2 separate regions of the Mus musculus genome follow, and region 2 is linked to region 1. A link is a loop called in an ENCODE intact Hi-C map of the cell type or tissue named here. Cell type or tissue: heart. All regions are shown on one strand. Links, peaks and the distances in the headings refer to the core of each region. The heading gives the core; the rest is flanking DNA.

The links. Peaks named below come from ENCODE experiments on the same cell type or tissue, not always from the same donor. Only the 100,000 strongest peaks of a DNase experiment are listed, where the experiment ranks them.
Region 2: a loop joins it to region 1, with 9 times the contacts of the local background. A loop is called at or near these places in 1 of 42 quality-filtered maps.

What each region holds. Positions count from the first base shown.
Region 1 is chr1:128,238,290-128,248,396 of GRCm38, forward strand. It overlaps Ubxn4 (UBX domain protein 4), which reads left to right and starts at 5,848. Exons shown (of 13, transcript NM_026390.3): 1 at 5,848-6,263. The coding sequence starts at 6,182. Gm41949 (a long non-coding RNA gene) reads left to right here and starts at 6,270. Exons shown (of 2, transcript XR_878509.3): 1 at 6,270-6,353; 2 at 6,474-10,107. In heart, for the core only: no CTCF peak of the experiment used is centred there; DNase peaks (open chromatin) are centred at 5,952 and 6,512; H3K4me3 peaks cover 2,098 bases; H3K27ac peaks cover 1,795 bases.
Region 2 is chr1:128,414,861-128,424,360 of GRCm38, forward strand. It overlaps Dars (aspartyl-tRNA synthetase), which reads right to left and starts at 2,556. Exons shown (of 16, transcript NM_177445.5): 1 at 2,292-2,556; 2 at 494-551. The coding sequence starts at 2,357. In heart, for the core only: no CTCF peak of the experiment used is centred there; DNase peaks (open chromatin) are centred at 2,531 and 2,891; H3K4me3 peaks cover 1,945 bases; H3K27ac peaks cover 1,701 bases.

The DNA of each region.
Region 1 (10,107 bases), core at 2,845-7,844:
TTGAGATCTGACACTGAAAGAAAACCTAAGGCTTCTACTCACACATTCAACCCATCAGTCTTCGCCAGTATAAAACATGGCAGCTGCTTGCTTGCTTGCTTTGGTTTGGGTTTTGGCTTTTACAAGATGGGGTTACTCTGTGTAGCTATGGCTGTCCTAACTCACTCTGTAGACCAGGCTGGCCTCAAACAGAAGTTTCCTTTGCCCTTTCCTTTGCCTCCCAAATACTAAGATGGTGGTGTATGCACCACCACTGCCTGGCTGCAGCTGTATTTTAAAACCCCACTATGCTCCATCAGGTCGGGCAGCATAGTGCATGTTTCTGGTTTATTTCTAAACCAATTCATTTTGGATTGATTCCCCCCCCCCCCCCGGCATAGATATAAGAATGGCATAAGGGAGCCGGGCGTGGCAGCGCATGCCTTTGATCCGGGAGAGGCGGGTGGATTTCTGAGTTCAAGGCGAGGCGGGTGGATTTCTGAGTTCAAGGCCACCCTGGTCTACAAAGTGAGTTCCAGAACAGCCTGGGCTATACAGAGAAACCCTGTCTCGAAACAAACAAACAAACAAAAAAGAATGGCATAAGGAAATGAAGGGAATGATGGAAAAGCCTGAGTCAGAAAACTAAAAAGTGATCAAAGTAGTTCTTTATGAAAGGAGAAAGGAAACAGTAAAGTAGATAAAATTATTAGCCAAGTAAAGTTTCAGTTCTCTTGTTACTTAACAAATTCAGTTCTTTAACAGAAGCCTTAAACCACGTGTTGGTAGTGAATGTCTGTGATCACAGCACTTGGGGAGTTGAGGCAGGAGCTCCATTTCTAGGACCCATGTGGTGAACTTGTGGCCTATGACTAAATGATTCCTGCAAGTTGCCTTCTGACCTGTATACACGCACGCACGCACGCACGCACGCACACACGCGCACACACACACATGTCCTCCAGGTTGAGGAGTATCTCAGCACAATGCTTGTCTAACATTTGGAAAGCCCTAGGTTTGATCCCCAGCACTACATAAGCCAGGTGTGATGGCATACACATATAATCTCAGCATTGAATGGTGGAAGCAGAAGAATCAGAAGGTTATCTTTGGCAAGTTGGGAGACAGCCTAGGCTATATGAGACCCTGGAATTGTTGCTGGTCTGGCTTGGATCAAGTCTATTTTTATAGTCAAGGGGGGGGGGGGTTGCTCATAATGCTTTTTGAAAAGAGATTAAAGTGTTGTCACCAAGTAAAGCCACCATAGACTTGAGAAGACTGAAATACAGGTGTCACAAGGCAAAAGAACAGGTAGAAACTCCTAACCTCTGTATATACATTTCACTTGAGACTCAATTCAAGTCAAGCATAGTGGCTCGGGCCTCAGCTCTCAGGAGACAGGCATGATGGTGGTCAGCCTGGTCTACAAATAAGACTGTCCCAAAAATAATAGAATAATAATTCTGGACCAGCAAGATAATTCATCAGTTAAAGACACCTACCACCACCCCTGACTAATGGCTTCACAACTCAGAAATGTCACAGAACAAACTTCCTCTGGCCTCCACATGAATACCATGGCAGGCATGCTACCCATATTGCAGTACATACATACACACATGAAGAGATAAATATAATTTTAAAAATAATCCATTGATATATAGCTAAGCTATATTCCTATATTCACGAAGTTTGAAGAAATTAAACATAAAATATGGTCATCACAGTACACACATCTATAATTCCAGCACTCAGAAGGTGGACACAAGGATCCAGAATTAAAGATATCCTCTGAGACTCTCGAAGAGATAAAACAAAACTAGGCATGTGTCGTGGCTAGAACAATAGAGGTCAGTTTATCCTATACTATAAAACATACTTGAATTGGATCATATAATATCTGAATTCACTTCCTATGAAAACCATTTTCATTAAAAAGCAATTTGGGTCTCTTAAGTTAGTACCATTCTGAACACATGATTTATGATGAAGCCTTGTGCTAGTCTCTGTCATTCCCACTAATTCTGTTGCAGAGTACCCACACCACTATACTACCCACCTATAAGTCACCTTGGAGCTGCTCTGCATTTTTTTTTAATTATTTACTTATTTTATGTGTGTGAGTACACTGTAGCTGTCCTCAGACACACCAAAAGAGGGCATCAGATCCCATTACAGATGGTTGTGAGCCATTATATGGTTGCTGGGAATTGAACTCAGGACCTCTAGAAGTCAATGCTCTTAACCACTGAGCCATCTCTCCAGCCCTGTATTGTTATTCTTTATTGCTCTGTATTGTTTCCTAGTTTTGACCTTACAGCTCAAGAGGAGTGATGCTGGGAGCTGCTAGAGATGTCATTCAGAATACATGTGATTGAAGAGAATTGAGTTGTCCTCTGGCCTGTTTGAGTTTACACCTACCTTAAATAATAAAAATTTTTAAAAAGTTCTGGGCTGGGGTCTATAGATGTATCAAAGGTAGAGCCCTCTAACCTCAAGTGTCTTAGTCAGGGTTTCTATTCCTGCACAAACATCATGACCAAGAAGCAAGTTGGGGAGGAAAGGGTTTATTTGGCTTACACTTCCATACTGCTGTTCATCACCAAAGGAAGTCAGGACTGGAACTCAAGCAGGTCAGGAAGCAAGAGCTGATGCAGAGGCCATGGAGGGATGTTCTTTACTGGCTTGCTTCACCTGTCTTGCTCAGCCTGCTCTCTTATAGAACCAAGACTACCAGCCCAGAGATGATCCCACCCACATGGGGCCTTTCCCCCTTGATCACTAATTGAGAAAATGCCTTACAGTTGGATCTCATGGAGGCATTTCCTCAACTGAAGCTCCTTTCTTTGTGATAACTCCAGCTGTGTCAAGTTGACACAAAACTAGCCAGTACACTCAGTTTACACACTTCACTTGAACCTCAAAATAATTCACACCAGGCATGGTGGCTCAAGCCTATAATAGTTCTCAGAAGATAGGCATAATGGTAGAGCAAAAGTTCTACATCAGCCTGGTCTACATAGAAAGTGTCTTTTCTCCAATAACTATAATAAAACGATAGTCCTGGACCAGGAAGATGGCTCATCAGTTAAAGGCACCTGCCACCATGCAGTTGAAGATGAAGTTCCCAGCACCCACACCAGACAGCTCTGAAATACCTATAACTCTAGCTCCAGGGATTGTGTTTGGATATGCTTGTATTTTAAGATTAGTTTTATTTTCATGTGCCTGTGTTTATGAGTACCCACAGAGGTCAGAAGGTACTGGACTCCCTAGCTGGAGCTGGAGATAGCAGGAGGCTATGAACTGCCTGAGATAGGTATTGGAAACTAAACTCTTCCCAGAACATTTATTCTTTTCTACTGGCATTTTCCAGTTAATTTAACTCAAAAAAATGATTGTTGTTAATAGTGTGTGTGTAGTAGGTGCACATGCATGCAGGTGTCCACAGAGGCCAGAGGAGCTTGTGAAATTATAGACTGTTGTGAGCCACCTAATGTAGGTACTCACAATTGAACTCAAGTCCTCTGCAAGAGCCATATGTGTGTTTGAACATGGAGCCTATCTCTACCAAGCCCCTCTGTTCATACTTAAATATGACCTTCAAGAAGCCAACTTCTCTTTATATGCCCCAGTACAGGGGAACGCCAGGGCCAAAAAGGGGGAGTGGGTGGGTAGGGGATTGGGGGGGTGGGTATGGGGGACCTTTGGGATAGCATTGAAAATGTAAACGAGGAAAATACCTAATAAAAAAAATTAAAAAAAAAAAAAGCCAACTTCTAGGCCAGGCAGTGGTGGTGTATGCCTTTAATCCCAGCACTTGGGAGGCTGAGGCAGACCGATTTCTGAGTTCGAGGCCAGCCTGGTCTACAAAGTTGAGTTCCAGGACAGCCAGGGCTATACAGAGAATCCCTATTTCGAAAAACTAAAAAAAAAAAGGAAGAAGCCAACTTTTTCAGCCCTTCATGAGGCATTCCTGGTGAACTATAATTAATGACTTGGTGTAAGTTAAAACATTCTGTAGTTCCTCTTCTCTGCCATTTATTACAGTGGCAATTACAGGAGTAATTGCCCTATTTATTGCTTAATGTTTTACTGCTGGCCAGAGGAATGTAATCCTTGAGGTGGTTCTTTTGTTTACTAAGACCTCAACAAATGTTTGTTCAGTGGTTAAGTTTAGAAATGATCCAGCAAAACTTTGAATTCTGAAAAGTACATGCATAATTTCCTTAAACAGGATTTGGGGCAGGCATTCAGAAACAATAGCTAACATCTGTAAAGCACTTAATTGCTACATAAGTAACAAGTACTTGCTAAACACAAGGGTCTCTGTGTGGTCACATAGCCTAAAGGGTAGGTTCCCTCCAAGGCTCCAATTGACTAGTGAGACAACTGAACTGTCAGAGAGGGAGTTGTGCTAGTAATAAATGGAGGTGCTCACGAACTGGGGTAGCTGTTTCCACGTCCTGCCACTAATGCTGCTTTGTATTAGTCACTTGTATCTGCCTTCGAAGCAGAAAAGGGATATCAAAGTAGTTAAATATATATATATATTTGAAGGAAGATAGGAGAAATTGGCCAATTTAAGCCAGATTAGATTATATTAAAGGCAGGTTTTTGGGAAACCGCTCTCGGTCGGCGAGTTCACTGGCCCCAAGGATCAAGGCCAAGGAAGTTGCCACCAGGGAGAGGGGAGCAGCTAGTGGAGGAAGATATATAGTAAGAGAGAAGGGGGGGGAGTGGGAATGGGCAAGGAGAGAGAGAGAGAGAGAGAGAGAGAGAGAGAGAGAGAGATCTGGACTGGGAAGTTCAAAGTTGGAGGCAGGGTATGGACTGAGGGATGCTGGGAGAACCTGGAGGCCAGGTCTGCTTTGGTGTGGAAAATATGCACCTCAGTCCCTTGTCCCCAAGTCCGAAACCAAACACTAGAAACTTGTGCAAATGTTTTTTCTTCCATTTTGATTTCGTATGCATCCATAAACCTTACATAGTTATTAATTTATTTTCTTACTGGCCTATACACAAGTTGATTCTACTCCATTTAGACTTTCTTTACTCTATCACTCAAGGAAACAACAGAAATATTTTCTTTACATGATATTCATACAAGTTAAGTACAGCCAGCCAAGATGGTACACGCTGGATGGTACAGGTAGGAGGATTGTCTTCACAGAATTAAAAATAAATAAGTTTTTTCAATAGCATAGCATAGTGGCTGAAGGTTTTACAATGTGATCCAGTTAGTAAATGCACATTATAGCCAAAAGCCAGCATTCTGCCACTTCGCTTACCCTTCAGATAAGGGGCCTATGTGGTACTGCGGGGTGGGAGGCGGGCGAGGAGGAACACTGTTGTACCTCTAGCCGGTCTTTTTCTTTTGTTTGTTTGGGGTTTTTGGTAAGTTGGTTGGTTGGTTTTTGTTTGTTTGTTTGTTTGTTTGTTATTCAGGGTCTCTGTACAAATCCTGACAGTCCGCGGAACTCACCTTGTAGACTAAGCTGTCCATCTCATACAGGCAGGCAGGCCTCTGCTTTCGGATTGCTGGGATTAAATGCGTGGTTTGCCACGCCCCTCTGAATCCCATCTTTTTCACAGGGTCAAATTAAATAAAAACCAAAGGCTTCGGGTCAAGCCCCGTAAAGCTTGTTTATTTGTGGAGCAGATTGCTTGCAGAAGTCAGAGGGTGACAGCAACTCGATACCTAGCATTTACTCTTACAGCGTTGATGTGCTCACTATGCTCACTCTCGCCATGCTTTGAGCCCACAGTTTACCTTTCCGCAAATTAACAAGCCTCGGAAGACTACAATTCCCAGGAAGCCTCACTGCAGGCGACGTCAACGTGCCGTAGCGGTTAGTCATCCTTCCTGATACTTCCTTCCACTTCCTGGAGTCGGAACCCGAGGCTTCGCGGGGGCGCGCACTTACGGACTTACCTAGCCGACCAGGCACCGGGGCGCGCGACCCCTGACGAGGAGTGTCGTCGTCACGTGACACAGGGGCGTACTTTTCTTGCCAAGCGCGCTCCGGTGCGCGTCCCCAGGGGGTGGCTGTCGGGCGTACGGGCTGGCTGGGTCCTCAGACCGGGGCCCGGATTAGCCGGTGGTTGCCGGGGCCACGAGGCCAAAGAACCAGGAGGGCGGGGTCGGCTGTGGCACCGCGGCGACGACACACCGAGCGAGCGCCTGGGCCTGAAGGGGACGATGCTGTGGTTCCAGGGCGCCATCCCGGCGGCCATCGCGTCTGCTAAGAGGAGCGGCGCGGTCTTCGTGGTGTTCGTGGCAGGTGACTGGGGAGAGGGCCCGAGAACGGTGGCGCTTTGATCTTGTTCTGGATTCTCGTTAGCGTCGAGTGAGCTAGGCAGGAGGAGCTAAGGTGGGCCGGGCTCAGACAGCCTAAGACCCTGTCGCCCAGTCCACTCGGTCTCTTCGGGGCCGCTCGTCTCCTGTCCGGGCCAGTACAGCTTTTTTTTTTTTTTTTTTTTTTTTTTATAAGGCTCCAGGCTTGCTCCGCTGCGGGGCCGACCCAGACGCCAAGCCTCTCCAGGCCGCGGGCGGGCCCAGTGCCACTTGGTGCTTCTGGGGTCTGTTGGGGACTCCGGCGTGACCTGTCTGCATCTGTGTGGGAAGCGCGTCCAGGCCCTGTCCCCAATCACTGAACCCTGCGAGGAGTCGCGCCCTGCAGGCCTTGGCAATCGGGTTGTCGCAGGCAGACCCCCCCCCCCAAGACCCCCAGCCCTGGTGTTCCCCTTCTTGGTCCTCTGGGATCTCCTCTTCTGGCAGCTTGGACCTTTTAATTCTTGGTGTGCGGGTGTGGTTGGGACAGGCCACTAGGCAGACAACTGGGTCTAGAAAGTTGTGAGCTGTCAAGAAAGCTGTGTCATCGGTAAGCCACAAAGAAACCACCTGATGTCTTAGAATGTTCCCGAAACATAAACTTGAGCTCACAGATGGTACTCTTTTATCATAGTACTCAGAGGGAACTGAGGTGCAATAATTACTTTATTACAAGTTGACCTTTTTTTTTTTTAACTTTTAACATAGTTTTTAAAGTACATACTCAGTCCTGATTCTTCCTCTCTTCTAACCTAAAATGTAGTTTTCCAGACATGTGCCAACTCATTTACCCCATATTGCTCTAAATCAGTTGGTTCCATAGCCTCCTGTTTTATTGCTGAAGTCTTGTATATCCGCAGTCAACCATCTGCTTCTATAGTTTTGTACATTCTTGATACATGGACCAGTTTGTGTGACAACTATTAATCTGAAGTGACAACTATTAATTTCTTCAGTCACTTGTGTTCAGTAACAGTTACTCATAATTGACCCATGGCTTTTAAGAGTTCTGTAACTTTGTTCATCTCTGTGGGAAAAAAAAAAAAACTGACATGTGAATTTGAGCATTTTAAATTTTAAATGTCTGTTTTGTTATGCTAACTTTTCAACTTGATGCTTGCTGTTAATTAGAAAAGCATAAATTACTTAGGCTATATTGAATTATACTTTAAATTAAATTAATAAATTAATCTTGTAATCCAGTAAGAATAGTAGTCACATGAAAATGGAAAGAACACGACATTGAACTCAGGTTAGAAATTGAACTCAGGTCATCTGAAAGAGCAGCTGCTCTTAACCACTGAGCTATCTCTCTAGCCGCAGTTTACAACATTTTAAACTGTGTTCCACACAAAATTTCAATAGTTCTGGGGGGAAAGGTAGTTTTATTGTCTTGTTTTTGTAGTTGAACCACTTAGGTCCAAAGTTGTAAGTAACTTGGGCCAGTCTCACAAAAACTGTTTGCTTGGTTTTTCTATTCTAGGATTTTTGGGTTTCTTGTGTGGTATTTTATTTGGTTTGGTTTGGTTTGGTTTTTTTTTTTTTGAGACAGGATTTCATATAGCCCAGGCTGACCTTGAAATCCTGATTCTCTGCTCCCAAGTGTTGTGATTACAGACGTGTGCAACACAACAGGTTAACATTTTTACATTTTAACAGTCAGTGTTGGGGCTGAGTGTACAGAGTCTGACTATAACCTTGACTGGCTTTGAACTCACAGAGATCAGTCTACCTCTTCCTCTACCTCCCAAATACTGGGATCAAAGGTGTGTAGGCCCTTACTTTGTAGTGTAATGCTGGCCCCAAACTCACAGTTATCTTTCTGCTTCAGACTCCCAACTGCTTGAATTATAGGTGGGTGCTACCATATCTGATATTTTTTTGGGTTTTTTGTTTGTTTTGTTTTTAAGATTTATTTGTTTATGTGTGTGAGTACACTGTAGCTGTACAGATGATTGTGAGCCTTCATATGGTTGTTGGGAAATGAATTTTTTAGGACCTCTACTCTAGTCAGCCCTGCTCAGTCAGTCTCTGCTTGCTCCAGCCCAAAGATTTATTTATTATTATACATAAGTACACTGTAGCTGACTTCAGATGCACCGGAAGAGGGGGTCAGATCTCATTACAGGTGGTTGTGAGCCACCACATAGTTGCTGGGATTTGAACTTGGACCTTTGGAAAAGCAATCATTGCACTTACCCGATGAGCCATCTCGCCAGCCCCGGGTTTGGTGGTTTTTTTTTGTTTGTTTGTTTGTTTTGGTTTGGTTTGGTTTGGTTTTTTTTGGGGGGAGGGGGGGGCGGGTTCGAGACAGGGTTTCTCTGTATAGCCCTGGCTTTCCTGGAACTCACTCTGTAGACCAGGCTAGCCTCCAACTCAGAAATCTGCCTGCCTCTGCCTCCGCCTCCCGAGTGCTGGGATTAAAGGTGTTTAGTCCCAGCGCTAGGAGGCAGAGCTAGTGGATCTCTGAGTTTGAGGCCAGCCTGATCTATAGAGGGAGTTAAAAGACAGCCAGGGCTACACAGAGAAACCTTGTCTCAAGAGAGGAGGAGAGGGGCTGTGTGATGGTACTCACCAGCATTTGTCGGGCAGAGGCAGTCAGAGATCTATGAGTTCAAGACCAGCCTGGTCTACTAAGTTCGAAGACAGCCAAGGCTGAACAGAGAAACCCTGTCTTAAAGAAGAAGGAAGAGAAAGGAAGAAGACAGTTATAGGTTATATGGTAAAATAAGTCAATAAAGAAATGAGAATTAGGATCATGATATCCATGTTTTTTAACAGAGTATGCAATTGATGGTACCTAAACATTCCTAAAAAACAATAAAAGTTCCAAAAAATTTCCCCTTTATGGGTAGGTCTAAACCTGGGGTTTTATTTATGCCAGGTAGTTGCTCTACCCCACTAGTAAATGAACTACACCCTAGTCTAAAATACTAAATTTGATTAACAAATATCGGAAAGCTGTAGAAGTAATTGAAGTCTTATACTTTATAGAGCTTTATGCATATATATGTATATGTATGTATGTATGTATGTATATATATATATATTCCTCAGTTAACCTTATTGGGGTGACCTAGTATTATGTATGTTTAGCATATCAGCAGCTATTGAACATTTGCAGAAATACTGTTAGGGATGGACAGTGGAGTCTGTCTGCTATCCTCTTTCAAAATGCAGATAGCTTTTCTAGAGCTTTAGCTAGGTCATCCTAACACAAAGTAGGAGAGGTATTACTCTAGAAATACAGAGACACTGAGCTCATAGAGCAGCAGCACTCAACAGGTAGCGCCTAACAGGGAGGGAGCGCCAATCTTTTGACATCAGACATGACATTGCTGTCTACAGAGTTCACACCTTACAACTTTAAAATCAAACTACACACACCCACCACTCTCACCAAATCACCCCCCCACACACACACACACCACAGAATCCTCAAGATATTTTAAATAAGTTCACAGGATTTCATATTGTATAATAGTCATAGCTATTCACTCAAGGCCACAGATTATATATGAGAACTTTAAATTTTCTTTGATAGGAGATCCCATCAATAATATACCAACCCATCAATAATATACCAACCTTAAAAAATTCAACTTAACCGCCAGGTGTGGTGGTGCACGCCTTTAATCCCAGCACTCAGGAGGCAGAGGCAGGCGGATTTCTGAGTTCGAGGCCAGCCTGGTCTACAAAGTGAGTTCCAGGACAGCCAGGACTACACAGAGAAACCCTGTCTCGAAAAACAAAAACAAAACAAAAAAAAAATTCAACTTAAAAAATGAAAAAGG
Region 2 (9,500 bases), core at 1-5,000, 170 kb after region 1:
AAAGACAGAGCAGCCTGAGGGTTTAAAGAGATCTGGTAGAGCAATGATGGCACTTGCCTTTAATCCCAGCACTCAGGAGGAGAGGCAGGTAGCTATCTTTGAGTTTGAGACCAGCTTGGTCTACAAAGTGAATTCCAGGACAGCCAGGACTACAAAGAAATCCAGTTTCAACAAACAAACCAAAAATTTAAAAATTAGAACTGATTGGATTGGTGGTACATGCTAGTTATAAATCAGCACTCAGAGGGGTAGAGGGGAAGTCAGCAGTTAAAAGTCACTCTCTGCCACACAGAGTTCAAGACCAGCCTGGGTAATTCTAATTCACAAGACTCTGCCTCAAACAAACAAACAAACAAACAAACAAACATATTCTTTTCCAGATTAAGACCTACAGGCTGATAATATTTACAGAGTGTGTTAACATCCATAAACCTTTAGTCAACCCTATTTTAAACTTCATGAAGTATTCTAGAATTACAAGGAAAATACTAACCTGGCTTTTCTTGTGATTGTATCATAGAAGATATCCCATATCTCTCTTTAGCATAATCCTAGGGAAAAAAATTTTTTGGTAAAATGACTTTTAATTTAAATACATAAATACAAGTACCTAGAACTACAAATAAATTTGTATTAATTTCCAAAAGTACACTTTTAAACTCAGCCATTTTAAATATGGAAATTTGTTCACTTATGTATGTGCTTACTACAAAGAAAAAAAGCACCCAGTTTCTGGTTATATATTTATTATATTTACATATGTGCATAGATATATCATGCATAATAGTACTCCCAGGTATAACTTACACATGCATAGAATGCTTCTTAACTACCTTATTCCAAGGGAGATTAATCTACTTCAAAGAAGAGATATAAATTTGCCCTGTGAAGGGAGTAAGATGAAGTCCTACAGTTTTATTAACTTCCTATCACAGGAAGAGGTGTTCAAAGAGAACCAACGCTTTGGGTAAGGTTTCTGAGCACCAGATGTTCACTTGTTAGAAATCGGAGCTGTTTGATACACGCTAACTACAACTTTCCTTTTGTAAAACACGACCAGAAAATTCACCTGCCTCCTATTTCTACAACTAATAACAGGTTACATAGTTTGAGAATGGCAATATTATCAAATTTCATGGAGTAAGTTAGGAAGAGGAGCTGAAGTTCAGGCTATAAACTACACTTATTAAACAGTTACGTAGTCTTTCATTTTATCTTACCTTACCTCTACAATGTTCTTAAGTTCCTTCCATTTATTTATAGAACTCTATTATAATGTCTACCATATACTGTATCTTATACCTATACTACTTACAATGGTGTGTTGATAATTTATACAATTAGACACACTAACACACAAAAATAATTTCCTTAAATTTTTTTTTAACAAGGTAGTTTTGAAAGATGTCTGAAACAGTTTCTGTTCTTCTACATTCTCTTGTTGAAATTGTTTCTTCAATATGAGAGAACTGTCACATAATGGTATGTGCCATAAATAGGTGGTGCATTTGAACCAAAGGGGGGTGAAAATAAGAAAAAAAAGTGTTATTGTTTCTATTTAGTACTCACATTTCAGCAGAACTAAATAGTAACTTATTATTCTGAGTTATGATGTAGTTAGCAAATGCTGAATTCCTCCACCAAAAAATTAGGAGCCAGGAAAAGATTAAGACTTAAGTATTACTACAAACACCTAACTTAGAGGATTTCAAACCTTGACTTCTGCAAAGTGCTATGGATCACTGAGGGTTATCTCTGGGAATTGCACTACCCTACCTCACAGAGTCACTGAGAAAGGAAACCAAGATAACACGTGTTGGCAGCTGTCACAAGGAAAAGTCATTAAATACACTGGCAGCTCGTGCTGCAAAGGGCTGTCTTTACTGGCCAGAACATTATGAGGGCTGAGGGTATCGATTAGTGGTGCTTTATCAGAAATGTCCGGGGACTGGGCTGGTGTGTTCCGTGCAGGACGTGCTAACCTAGGAAGGCTCGAGTGAACCTCGCCGCAGCTACTTCCGGTTCCGCGAGCGCCCACGTTTGCCTGTCCCCCCACCCCCAGGAACACGGTTCTTCCAGGCCACGGTCCCAAGAGTTAACAGTCCCGAGTAGTTGAGGCCGCGAGCCCAGGCACGGCCCCTGGGGTCCTCGGGAGCACTGGCCTGCGACGCGACACCCCACGCCGCGGCCTGCGAGTAAAGCGCTGACGGGAGCTACGGAAGCGGCGCCCGGATCGCCCCACTCCCTCCCTCAGCGCACTCCCCGACCCGGGGGGAAAGGAGGAAACCCACTTCCGCCGCGTCCACGATCTCCCGCGGCTTCTCCTGACCCTTACGGCTGGCGTTGGTGCTGGGCATCAGGACACTGGATTTGGGGAGTGGATACCACCCTCCCTCGCAGGCTTCCGTAGGACAGGCTAAGAAGCGGCTCCCTCCCGCACAGTCTCGCCCTCCCAGCCCGGGTTCTAAGCCCCCAGTCTCCGCGTGGAACCTTGGCTTCGGAAATATCGCGAGAGCCACAGCGAGCTCTCGCGCGCCGCCGCCAGCTCCTCCCTCTGCCCCGCCCACGGGAGTCATGGGGCGTGGCCCAGAAGTGGGTGTGGTCTCGCAGGATAGGCTCCGAGGAATCTTCCCTGCAGAGCCTCTTGACATACCTACCCTCTTGGTCTAACTTCATTCCAGTTAATTGTCTTCCCCTTGCTCCCAGAGTCCCTCTTTTTAAATTTAATTCTAATTATTTTAAAGACAGGGTCTGTGTAATGCTGTCTGGCCTGGAACTCACGAGGATCCTCCTGCCTCTGCTCCCTGAGTGCTGGGATTAAGAGTGTGAAACACCACGAGCTTGCTTACTTGTATATTTAGAGACAGGGAGTTGGGGGTGGGGTGAGTATCATTGTTTCACCCTCCCTGGCAGACAGCTTGTCTCGCGTCCTGCCAGCTGGGATCTCCGCTTTTGGAATTGATGCCTTCACTGCCCTGTGGAAGCCTGTCTCTTGGGTCAGAGGAGGTCTCTGGGCAACCTGCTCTGTGTGGGAAGGCAGGATGCTGTGTTAGAGGTAGGCAGGTAGGCTCCTAAGGCAGGATGGAGTACTGTTTTAAAAGCAATAGCCTACAGGTTTTCCTTGACTTGTTGTGTTGTGAAAGGCAATGCATAGTATAGTGTTGGTTGTCTAATGGGTGAATCTTCCCTAAATTAGACTTTTGAAAAATGCTGTCGTTTTTATTGAATGTGGGCTTTGGTAATTCGGGCCTGCAGTTAACAGCACTCAGGAAGCAGAGGCCAGCCTTGTTTGCGTAGTGAGACTCTATCTTAAAACAACAACCAAGAAGGAAAAGTTTGTTGGGATGAAATTTGAAGACTTGATTACATACTACTTCCGGTGCTGGACACAAGCTTTAGCCGTCTTTGTCACATTTTAGCTGTCTGTAGTGTCTTATCTTGACATAAAATGTCATGGTCAATACTTGTTAACAGGATACAATTGGACCCTCCTCCCCAACCCTACCTTATCCCCTCAAATGAAAGCTCTCTGGGAATAACTTTACTTAGATCTGGAATCCAGGTAAGATTTTACTTAGATCTGGAATCCAGGTAAGATAGATATGGTGGCTCCAGAAGTGTAGTTTACTATGTAGTTATAGGTGGGGGAAAATATGGTTCAATTAACTCATCAGTGGTTATAAATATGTGCTTTGTGCTAAGCGTTATATAAACCATTGGCAATAAAATGATTACTGATGGTTCTGGCCAGGATCCTGAGCTGATCTTTCTACTTGACGCAGGCTGACTGCCGAGAAGAGACACATCTTAATCTGCTACTGTTTGCTCAAAACAGAAGAATGTATTCATTCCTTAGGGAATGATAGTGAATACTTATGGTCAATAGCACATTCCATTATAGTCAAGGGATTCCAATGCAGAAAGCATCTGAATTGGCTCCATTTCTAAAAGAAGTATTTATTCTCTTAGCCTTAGTACTAATGTATGCCCTGATCGACAGAAGGCAACATATAAATTCTATTGTCATTTGGTAGGGTGGAATTGTCATATTTCAGTGTGTCCACAAGACTCCTTTTGTTTGTTTGTTTCTTGTTGTTTTCCTGCATATGTCTTACTGTGCTCCTTTGCTTTGATAGAATATTCTTATTTAGGTCATAACTTTGGAGTAACGATGTAAATATGTGTAAGAAATATCAACTATGACTTTTTCTATCGAATACTGTAAAACTTGTGTTTAAAACCAGGAATTCAAATCTGTTTATCTCCCTTTCCTTACAAGACTTATGAAAATGCTTTAGTTCCCTACCCAGTAAAACCTTTGTTTACACAAAGGCTCCATGCTCTAGACTAGGAATTCAATGGCCTGGAACAGTGACCCTTTTCTCCTTGGAGCAGTGACCCCTTCCTGCTTCTTCCATTTCCTGTGCACCAGTTCTTTGCAGACTAGCCAACTGAATAAGACTGTGAGGTCGGACCCCAGCCAATGGGGAAAAGACACAGCTGAGGTAAAATAAAAACCAAATGTACTTCCTGTGTTGGGATGTTTGCTCTTCAGAGGATACCCTTTGATCAAGAGTCAAGTTTGCCTTGTCCAGATACTTCGGTTGGACTGGTCATGTCTTTCTCTGTGTTCCTGAACTTATTTCTAACAATATGTGCTCTTGCTTTCTCACCTAACAGAAGAAAAGCATTTGCTAGCTACATCAATGGACACACGCTATACTCCTGAGGTCTCCCAAGTGTCAGTAGTTGGGGTTTCTCAGCAGAAGAGCATCTTGGCAGATTGGGGCCAAGGAATGCCATAAAGTCACACATGCAACAGACCTCACTCAAGAGATTTAGTGGGGCTTGGGGGAGGGTATACAAAGACAGCCTTTGAGCAAGGATGGAGGAGAAAGAGAACAAGTTGTGAAGACACAGGCTTTATAAAGGGATACAGTAAATGTGCACAGGGAGAATACGCCACCTACGATGATTGGAAATGGGCTGCATTTGGTGACTGGTGAGATGACGTGGCTGCTGTCTCTTGAGTTACTGAAGGCAGGCTGGGTAGGGAAGACCTGGTTCTGGAATGAGGATGGTTCTTAGTTTTCTTATATTCCTCTCTCTTATTTATTATAAAAGGTGAGGAATAGGAAGGGGTGACAGGTGAGGTAGAAATGGGGGCGCCGTGTTCCTTAGATTGCTTCCTGCTGTCTGGGGATGGCGACATCTTTGGAGCACTGTTGATCCTCACCAGCAGGACATATTCAGCAGTCATAAGTCTCTGGCCCCGTGGCTAGGGGTTGGTGGTCCTGTAAGAACTGATTAAATGTTTGATTGGAGAGTTTTTTAATTTGTCGTCGGAGAAAGGTAGAGAAGAGACTGATAAAGTTAGTAAAAACAGGAAATGGAGAAGGGAGAGGGTCATGAAGGGAAGTATTCACTTCCATACGGGGCCCTCAGAGGCCCAGGGACTGGAGGCATTGAGTTTTTCCTTACCTTTTTGGAGGTCTGTTTGGAGCTGGTGGATTTTTGTTTTGTATTGTACTGGATTGGCTGACATAGAAGCATCGTCCCTCTTGGAGAAGAGGCAAAGGCCACCTTTTCAGTTGTCAAAAGATCTAGTTCTTGTCCATGTTGGAGGACCACTGCTGCCAAGAGTCAATTTGTCCTTGAAGGGTGAGTAGGGTTTCAGATCCTCCATATGTTGGAGGATCTGAATGCACTGGGAACATGACTGAAGAACCTTGCCAGGGAGGTGGTCAGTCCTGCTGGTCCACATAATTCCTGTGATGGCCAGAAGGGGCAGGATTTGAACTGGCCTTTTATTATGTAGGGCAGCTATTGAGTCCACAACCAGAATCAGTACAGGCTTTTCTTCTTGTGTCATCCGCAACTTGGGGAAGAGAAATACTAGCATGCAAACTCCTAACCAACTGGCAGGTAGGTGACGGGAGACTTGAGTACTATGAAGAATCAAAGCACTGGGATACTGGGACTGAGATGGGGTGGCAAGGGTTAGAGTTTTATTGCAGTCTAAGAAATTTAATGCCCCTACAAAATGTGTCCTGGATGCCTCATAGTTGTTTGCCATGCCAAAGAGAGTGATATGAAAAAGGTAAGGAGTTGTGACGACACTGGACTCAGGGCAGTTGGTGAATGGTGACGTAAGATTGTTTGATGACGTTACGGGAGAGGCTGTAAGTAAGCAGTTGTGAGCTAGTCCTAGGAGGAACTCATAGCCAGCAATCCCCAAAGTGGCCAGGTTGGGTGACAATGAGGAGTTGGTAGGTCTGTGGAGGTCAGAATCTGAGGAGGAGTCAAAATGACAGGTTTGTATTATTTAGGAGAAGGGATGTTAAAGAGGTTACAACCGTGGAGGGATGTTGACTCACCTCCATTATTTCTCCTAGCTCCAAGGGCTGAGTGACTGGTATTTTCTCTGAATTTTAACTGTGCTCCCTGGGTGCTGGGGGTGGGGTGGGGTGGGGGTGGGGGCTGAAGAAACAGTAGAACTTACTGGTAACAAACCTGTTTCTCACACAGATCCCTAAGATAGAGATGAACAGCCCCATTTTGTAGACAGAGGTAGGAATTGGGGCTAGGTGCACATGTAGCACATAGTATTGGCAAGACTAGTAAGGGCAGCCTCCATGTACATCTGGCTACTCTTTACAATAACATTCCGTCTGGTCATGAAATGAAGGAGGAGGAGTGAACATAGGGTTGATGGGAATTTTACCTGGCTTCTGACAGCCGGCTGTGGAATAGTTCCCAAGCCTATTTGGAAGGACTGATTTGTAGAAGTGAGGGTCTCTTATCTGTATATGTAAGAGTTACCCTGACAGAAGTGGACAGGAGGGAGAGGAAGAAAACTCTATATCCAGTTTAGTAGAGTAGAGCTTGGCTGCCAGGGTGAAGCCTCATTCTCCTGGAAGCAGGAATAAGGTGGCTGATCTCGGGGTCTCCTGACACTTAAGGGAGCAGGGTCCTGTTGGGGTTGAAATTATCTTGAGGCAGAGGAGTAAAGGGCTGGAGGTGGGATAGGGGACTCAAAGAGGGAGACCCTCAAGCTTAGCAGCTGTGGGGGTTACAAGAATTACCTTAAAGGGCTCTGCAATTTAGGGGGAGAGGGGGAGAGACCTTGGTTTGGAGGGGAGATAAGGACCTGATCTGCAATGGTGACTGGGGACAAACAGGAGTTGGCATATGGTCAGGGTAGGTAGTGGTCAGTAACGTTCCATAGGAGAGAGAGGAGATGACAGAGTAAGGAGGTGAGTTGGTGATCAGGGAAAAGTGAGTTGTTTGGGTGAACGACAGGGGGTCAGAACTGGTTGTTCATACATGAGCTCATAAGGAGAGATGGAAAGAGGTCACTTGGGGGGAGCCTGTAGCCTGAGAAGGGCTTTACCCAATTAAGGTAAAGTTCTTGTGAGAGTTTGACAAGGGTGGCTTTGTTTTGTTTTGTTTTGTTTTTTTGAGACAGGGTTTCTCTGTATAGCCCTGGCTGTCCTGGAACTCACTTTGTAGACCAAGCTGGCCTTGAACTCAGAAATCCTCCTGCCTCTGCCTCCCGAGTGCTGGGATTAAAGGCTGTGTGCATCACCACACCCAGCTGACAAGGGTGGTTTTAAAGGAGCTAGTTCATTCTCTCTTTCCTGAGGACTGGGGGTGGTATGGAATATGGAAGTGCCAATGGATGTTTGAGGGCTTTGCATAGGGTTTGGGAGACCTGGGAGGTGAATTCAGGACCATTGTCTAACTAGAGGCAGATGGGGATTCCAAAGCTGGGAATGGTCTCCTGGGGTAGGAGGAGGTCAGAGACTGACTGAGCCCTTTTGTTGGTGGTGGGGAATGCCTCCACCTACCCTGAGAAGGTGTTCACCAAGACCAGGAAGTTTGTAACACATTTGAGTGTGGCATATTTGGAGTTTAGTCAAGTTGCCATCAGTTCCAGGGAGAGAGTCTCTGGCCTGATGAATAGGAAAAGTGTGTGTGTGTGTGTGTGTGTGTGTGTGTGTGTGTGTGTGTGTGTGAGAGAGAGAGAGAGATAGCTGGAGTTGGGGTCTGACATCTAACAGATTTTACAAGAAGTAGTATTAGCTCTTAAGAAATGTAAATCTGGGGCTGGCTAGAGGGTAAGAGCACTGACTGCTCTTACCAAGATCCTGAGTTCAAATCCCAGCAACCACATGGTGGCTCACAACCACCGTAATGAGAACGCCCTCTTCTGGTGCAGCTGAAGTCAGCTACCATGTACTTATGTGTAATAATAAATACATCTTTGGGCTGGAGCAAGCAGTGACTGAGTGAGCAGAGTTGACTCGAGTGAGTGGGACAGACAGAAGCAAGCAGAGGTCCTAAAAATCCAATTCCCAACAACCATATCTATACAGCTACAGTGAACTCACATACATAAAATAGATAAATAAATCTTTAAAAAAATAGAAATCAATCTGGCCAGATTCCCCTGGAGCCCCCAGGGACTGGACCACCAACCAAAGAGTACACATGGAGGGACCCAGGGCTCTGACCACATATGTGGCAGAGGATGGCCTTGTTGGATATCAAGGGAGGAGTGGCCCTTGGGCCTGAGGGGGTTCAATGCCCCAGTGTAGGGGGATGCCAGGACAAGAGGGCGAGAGAAGGTGGGTGGGTGGAGGAGCACCCTCATAGAGGCAGGGGGAAGGGGATCTGGTATAGGGGGTTTCTGGAGAGGAGACCTGGAGAGGGGATAACATTTGAAATGTAAATAAGGAAAATATTCAATAACTGAAAAATATTAGAATAAATAATTTAAAAAATTAACTCAAAAAGAAGAAAAAAGAAAAAAAATGTAAGTCCCAAGGCGTCCACTGCGGATGGGTCTTAACAAACTGAGACAAGGTGTGGCTCTTTGGATGAAAGAGCTGCTGATAGAATTTGTTGAGTGTCAGGGGTGAGAGTGGGGATATGGGTTGTCATTTAAGGATATCTTGTGGTGGGTGGGATAGGCCTGGGCCTCCAAGGGCTGCAGCTGTAGCCACTGCATTGGCTATTATTTTCCTGTAGAGATGACAAAATTGTCAGTCTGGTGGAATTAGTGCTGGACAATTCCTATAGCCTTGGGGGGATGGGAGGCTTTTACGATGGCCATTATTTGGTCTGGCTTGGTTATTGATCCTCCTTTTGTTGTAAGTAGTATGCTATCTTTCCAGATGGCAACATGAGACAGGAGGATTTGAAAGGAATATTTGGAGTCAGTGGAGATGTTAAGGGACTGTCCTTGTGCCACTTGGAAGGCATGGGTGAGAGCTATTAGTTCAGCCTGTTGATTAGTGGTGTGGGCAGGCAGGGGCGTGCTTCAACCACCTCAGTATCTGACTCCATGGCATGGCCTGCTTTTTGGACCCCTTGTGTAAAAAGGAGTTGACATCTGTGTACCAGCTATAGATGGCCTGAGGCAGTGTGCCCTCAGTGTGAGGGTTGTCGCTGTTGTTCCTTTAAGGTTTCAGTGAAAGAAAGAGATTGGGAGTGAT